Linked DNA regions of Mus musculus: region 2 is linked to region 1. Evidence: chromatin loops called from intact Hi-C (ENCODE). Cell type or tissue: gastrocnemius. All regions are shown on one strand. Links, peaks and the distances in the headings refer to the core of each region. The heading gives the core; the rest is flanking DNA. Region 1 overlaps Cfap221 (cilia and flagella associated protein 221). Region 2 overlaps Ptpn4 (protein tyrosine phosphatase, non-receptor type 4).

Region 1 (2,916 bases), core at 173-2,672:
GGCCTAGCTAGCCAGTTTACTCTGAGGTTCCCCTGTCTGCACCTCCCGTGCTGGGCTTACAGGCACCCCCTCTGGTCCAGCATTTCCATGGGTGTTGGGATCCAAACTTGTGCTTGAATGCTTACATGGAAACACTCTGCCCACTAAGCCATCTTCCCTGCCTTTAGAAATATAACTTACTATTTTAACAGACTTGAGCATTGAGGGTATTAAATAGGAGGATATTAAATTGAGGGTAGTTGAGATAAGGAGAATTAAAAAAAAAAGAATATTTTTGTGTAGTACTGAGTTTGGGAAACACAGAAAAGAAGCCCCAGGGATACCTTGCTCCTCCACCCCTGGGAGGTCACAAGCGAGGTTTCTGGACCAGCAAGACGGCTCCTAGGACTCATATGGTGAGAAGGGAGGACAGACTCTTGAAAGCTGTCCTCTATTCCCCACACATGTGATGTGGCCTGAGCTCACCCATACCATGCACACATGCACATAAATAAATAAAAATAGAAAAGAAGGCCCTGTCTGTGAACTGGGAAATAAGCCCTCACTAGACACAAAATCTGCCTGGTGTCTGACTTTTGATCCATATATGGTGTTTTTAACATGGAGACTATAGCACTTTGTCATAGCACATGGATAGATAAGTACAGAAGTTAGAAAATAGATTACCATTATTATTTATAACTGCTTTTAGAAGCAATAGCTTGGCCTTCAATCCAACAATCAGTATAAACAAATAATAGAAAGATACTTATTTTCTTTTGAGACAGAATCTCACGTAGTCCAGGCTGGCCTTGGGCTCTCTGTGTAACTGAGGACGACTTTGAACTCCTGAGTCTCTTGCTTTCGTCTCTCCATGCTGAGGTTACAGATGTGTGACCATTTCTACAATGCTGGGGATGGAGCCCAGGCTTTGTGCGTGTTACACACTTCCTACCAGCTGATCTGCACCCCTGCCTGGGCCCTGCTCCTGATTTTTGAGATATTATGCAATGGCAGCTCATCTGAAACAAACTGGCCCAACAGAGCATTCAGGCACAGAAGCTGAAGGCAAAAGTCATGGTAGAAAGCTTTTCATTGATATGACCTTCATGTTTAATGTATGGATATCCGGGCCACAGCAACCTTCTCCTGACTTTCCACTAAAACTTCAGCTTTGGGAGATGTTTCCAAGGACATTACTTTGGAAAACAATGAATTGACCAGTTTTTAATACTTGGAATCCATGAATGTTAACAATGGGTGCACTGGAGTTCAGAAACAACCCCAGACCCAGCTGAGTCAATTTTTCCCCACTGTAGTGGTGAGGATGAGAGGCAAGAACTTTATTACTGAGTTATGCACTAGCTAGATATGGGTCTATATATGTCAGGTATGCCTGTGAGCATGCCTGTGTGTGTATGGAATGAGTTCTGGATTGTTAGTTGATATAGGAAGACTCAGCCCACTGTGGGTGGCACCATTCCTTAGGCAGCAGATCCTGAATGAGCAAGGATTCTATTCTGCCTGCTCTTGGCTGTGGATGGTGTTTGAAGCTTCTGCCTTGACCTTCCTGAAGTAACAAAATATAACCTGGAATTGCAAGCCAAACAGACCCCTTCTTTCCTAGGCTGCTTTGTGTCCGGGTATTTTATCACAGCAACAGAAATGAAACCAGAACAGCAGGTCAGTTTGACTCATTCAGTTTTCTTGTAGAATGAGTTGGTTTAGGGGGATGATGCTCCCATCTAGTGGTGAGAGAATGATTGCACACAGTTTTGTGAGCTCAGTGGAAAATGCAAGAGTTATCAAAAGCAAGAGTCAGTCAGATCCTAGATACTTCATCATATAGCCATTTGCAACATCCCAGTGAAGTTGTCATCATAGCCCCTGTCTCACAAAGAGGAAGATAACTCCTCAAGAGCCCAGGAAATGACTCAATAAAGTGTTTGCCATGCAAGTGTGCAGACCTGAATTTGATCCCAAGAACCCGAGTTCCAGCCACAGAACACACTTTTTAAAAAGCTGGGTTTGGTGATGAACATCTGTAATTCCAGAATGGAGGAGGCAAAGACTGGAGACTCCATTGGTAACACGGCTGGCTACCTTAGCAGAATCAGCTACTTCCAGGTACTAATAAAAGACCTTATCTCAAAATAAATAAGTCAATAAATAAAATTTAAAATAAACAAAAAGTTGTAGTTTCTGATGAAGAACACTCAAGATCACCTTCTGGCCTCCATAAGCAAGTACACACGTGAGCGTGTACTTGAATACACACACACACACACACACACACACACAGAGAGAGAGAGAGAGAGAGAGTGAAGAACACTCAAGATCACCTTCTGGCCTCCATAAGCAAGTACACACATGAGCGTGTACTTGAATACACACACACACACACACACACACACACACACACACACACACAGAGAGAGAGAGAGAGAGAGAGAGAGAGAGAAAGAGACAGAGAGACAGAGAGACAGACTCACTCACCCCATGAACTATAAAGAAAAAGATGAATATTTCAGCAAAATTATATGATCTGTTAATTCTCTCTCTGAGCCACCAATTAGTCAGCATTACATTACTTTTAAAAGGCATGGCCTCTGATTCCTGGTCTCCCAGCCTCCGTAAGCTACGGTGCTAACATACCCCAGGAGGCCAGCAGTTCCCAGCTTACCTCTGAGTGGCTTCCACCATAGAGGGGTCAGACATGGAGGAAAACACCAGGGGCTGGAACTTCTTCCAGTTCATGATTCCAGGAATTATATCCTGTGATGAAAGTTGGAGCAGGGTCAGGATGCAGAAAGACGACAGTGTTAGCTGCAAGAGCTAATATCGACTGTTAACTTGACAGACTCTAGACTCATCTAGGAGACACATCTTTGGGAATGTTTCTGAGGATTTTTAAAACTTGGATTAACTGAAGTGGGA
Region 2 (2,916 bases), core at 302-2,801, 110 kb before region 1:
AAATTAAATAGATTTCAAAAGGAAATAGCAAGCTAGCAAAATTTCAAAAAGAAAATAAAAATACAAAGCCACTCAGTTAATTTGAGAAGAGAGAATTCTAAATTTACTTATGCCAGTATAATAATAATAATAATAATAATAATAATAATAACAATAATAACAATAAAGAGGGGATCACCAGTTATCCTCTTTGGAGTGACAGAGTCTTTAAACCCTGTGTGGCAATCCCTGATGCACCATCACAATGTCCAGGAAAGATACAGCGACCTCGAAGTCCAACTACTTCCTTAAGATCATCCAACTTTTGGATGATTAGCCAAAATGTTTCAGTGTGGGAGCAAACAATGTGGGCTCCAAGAAGATGCAACAGATCCACAGGGAAGGTTGTGGTACTAAAGGGCAAGAACACCATGATGTGCAAGGCCATGAAGGGGCGTCTGGTAAATAACCAAGCTCTGGAGAAACTGCTGCTTTATATCCAGGGTAATGTGGACTTTAAAGACCTTATCAAGATTAGTTGCTGTTGGCCAATAAGGTGCCAGCTGCTGGTGCCTTCACCCCATGTGAGGTAACTGTGCCAGCTCAGCACACTGGTTTGGGGTCTGATAACCTCTTTCTTCCAGGCTTTAGGAACCACCACTAAAATCTCTAGAGGTACCATTGATATTCTGAGTGATGTACAGCTAGCTAATAAAAACTGAGGACAAAGTAGTAGCCAGTGAAGCCTCACTGTGAACATGGAACATTTCCCCCTTCTCCTCTGGGCTGATCATCCAACAGATGTTTGACACGGCAGCCTTTACAACCTGGAAGTACTTGGCATCACAGAGCAGACTATGCATTCTCACATCCTAGAAGGTGTCCAAATGTTGCCAGTGTTTGTCTGCAGACTGATTACCTGACTTTGGCCTTAGTACCATACTCTATTGTCAATGGATACAAGTAGGTCCTGGCTTTGAGGAGACTGAGTACACCTTCCCACTTGAAAGGTCAAGGTCTTTTTGGCCAATCGATCTGCATTTGTGACTGCTGCCCTTATGGTTGCCACCACCACCACTGTTGCTGCTGCTGGCTGTTCTAACCAAGGCTGAAGCCAAGAAGAGCCAGAAATCAGGGGAGGATATGAGATTTGATCTCTTTGACTAATCCTCTCATAGCAACCAACTCAGCCAGCTTCATCTGAGAAACATAGAAATAAAAGCTTAGTTCTCTTTTAAAGGGGAGGAAGGGGAGAGGACTGAAAACCAAAGCAAGGCAAACAAAGAAAGAACCCAAAACTTAATTCTGCCTAACGTTAATACTAATTCCAAACATAAGCTTATGCAGGCCAAAGATGAGAAATTTCCACAATTGATTAAATACTGTGTTGTCCCTAGGGGGCAGCATGCTACTTTTAAAACTTCAGTACCTAAATTATGAACTTGGCATGATAGTCCAAGCCTCTAATCCCCATACTTGGGAAGTAGAAGCAGGAGAATCAGAAATGCTAGGTTCTACTGAACTATAAAACCAGCTAAAGGCCAACCTAAGCTCCATGATAGACTGTCTCAAATAAATAAATATTTAAATTAATATTCAGTACTAGTCTTAAACATAAGTTTCTGCTACACACACACACACACACACACACACACACACACACATATACTGAGCTTTAAAACTGGACCTGAAAGATATACATAGTATGCATACCTATTCAGTACTAGCCTTTAACATAACAAGTTTCTGGTACATATATCTACTGAGCTTTAACACTCGACCTGAAAGATTTTATATATATAGTATGCATACCTACTTACTGTCAACCTGTTCTTATAAATGGTCATAGAGAGATATTAACTTTATTTCTAAAGATGAAAAAAGAGGGGGCATAACCCTGACAACTTTACATGGCTAGAAAATGCAGTAGCTAGTGTTCCAGCCACTAAAGGCTGAAATCAATCTATCAGATGCCAAAGATTAATTTGTTTATTTAATCAACTAAGTAACCTGTGGTTCAAGAATTATTCAAAGCATGGCATCTCCTATAGCTCATATATTAGCTAACCAATATAAAGTACTTTAGAAATAATTTGGAGGGGTTAGGAATAAAGCTTGCCTTGCAGACAGAAGACTGGTTACTTGCTAGTATTGAAGAAAATGCCTTAATGACTTCTAAGACCATCAGAGGCTTTATATTCTATCTGATTTTCTTGGACTACTCATTCTAAGGACACTTCTCTCAAAACTCAGCTAGCATATCTCCCTCCCTCTGCCACAAGTTCATGAATAAGAGCTCCAATCTATAGCCTATGCTTGTGTCATGAGACACATAAACAAGCATGCCTGGAAAGGGTCCCTCTATTCCCCAAGCATTCTGACTCCCCAGTATTCCTAGCCCAGTAAGCATATATTATATTGTAGAAAAGTAAACAACAATCATTCCTGGGCCCTGTTACATTAGAATTCCTCACACATCGAATCTAGAAATCATAAAATGGCGATTGCTTCATGTCACTAAGTGTTGACATTGCTTTTTAGATACTAACTAGAATACTTTATTTCTATCACTTCATTCTTAAAACAGTGATAGTTCACTATTTTTATCTCTTTGCAGATGCAAAGATGTTCAACTAGCAGCCTACAGGCACCCATGGCTAAGGGTAGTTATGAATGCTACCCAACACAAACTGTAAACTTAGGTGGTGCATGGATGCCATCTAGATGACATATGGATCTGTAGGTTCATGTAACCTGAGGGCTGCTAGGGGATCCCCACCCACACTGTGCTATGCAGGCCTGTGCCCCACCATGGACTTCATGGATTTCGCAGTGGCCTAAAGTATTGCTCTTGCTGGTATTCACTAAGTTGGCAACTAGATGCAGTAGAGAACGTCCGTCCCCTTGGCTGCAGCAGTTTGCTCCAGGCCATGGCTC

What was found. Hi-C counts contacts between places; a loop is a spot of excess contacts. Peaks named below come from ENCODE experiments on the same cell type or tissue, not always from the same donor. Only the 100,000 strongest peaks of a DNase experiment are listed, where the experiment ranks them.
Region 2: it touches region 1 in a loop (6-fold over the local background); 11 of 42 quality-filtered maps call a loop at or near these places.

Annotation. Positions count from the first base shown.
Region 1 is chr1:119,928,227-119,931,142 of GRCm38, forward strand. It overlaps Cfap221 (cilia and flagella associated protein 221), which reads right to left. Exons shown (of 24, transcript NM_001115074.2): 21 at 2,663-2,754. Among named protein-coding and RNA genes, the nearest start is that of Tmem177, 17 kb to the left of the region's middle. In gastrocnemius, for the core only: a CTCF peak has its summit at 1,729 (motif pointing left); a DNase peak (open chromatin) is centred at 1,720.
Region 2 is chr1:119,817,519-119,820,434 of GRCm38, forward strand. The region is part of intron 1 of Ptpn4 (protein tyrosine phosphatase, non-receptor type 4); the gene reads right to left. It also overlaps the pseudogene Gm8338. Among named protein-coding and RNA genes, the nearest start is that of Ptpn4, 18 kb to the right of the region's middle. In gastrocnemius, for the core only: a CTCF peak has its summit at 1,356 (motif pointing right); no DNase peak of the experiment used is centred there; H3K27ac peaks cover 765 bases.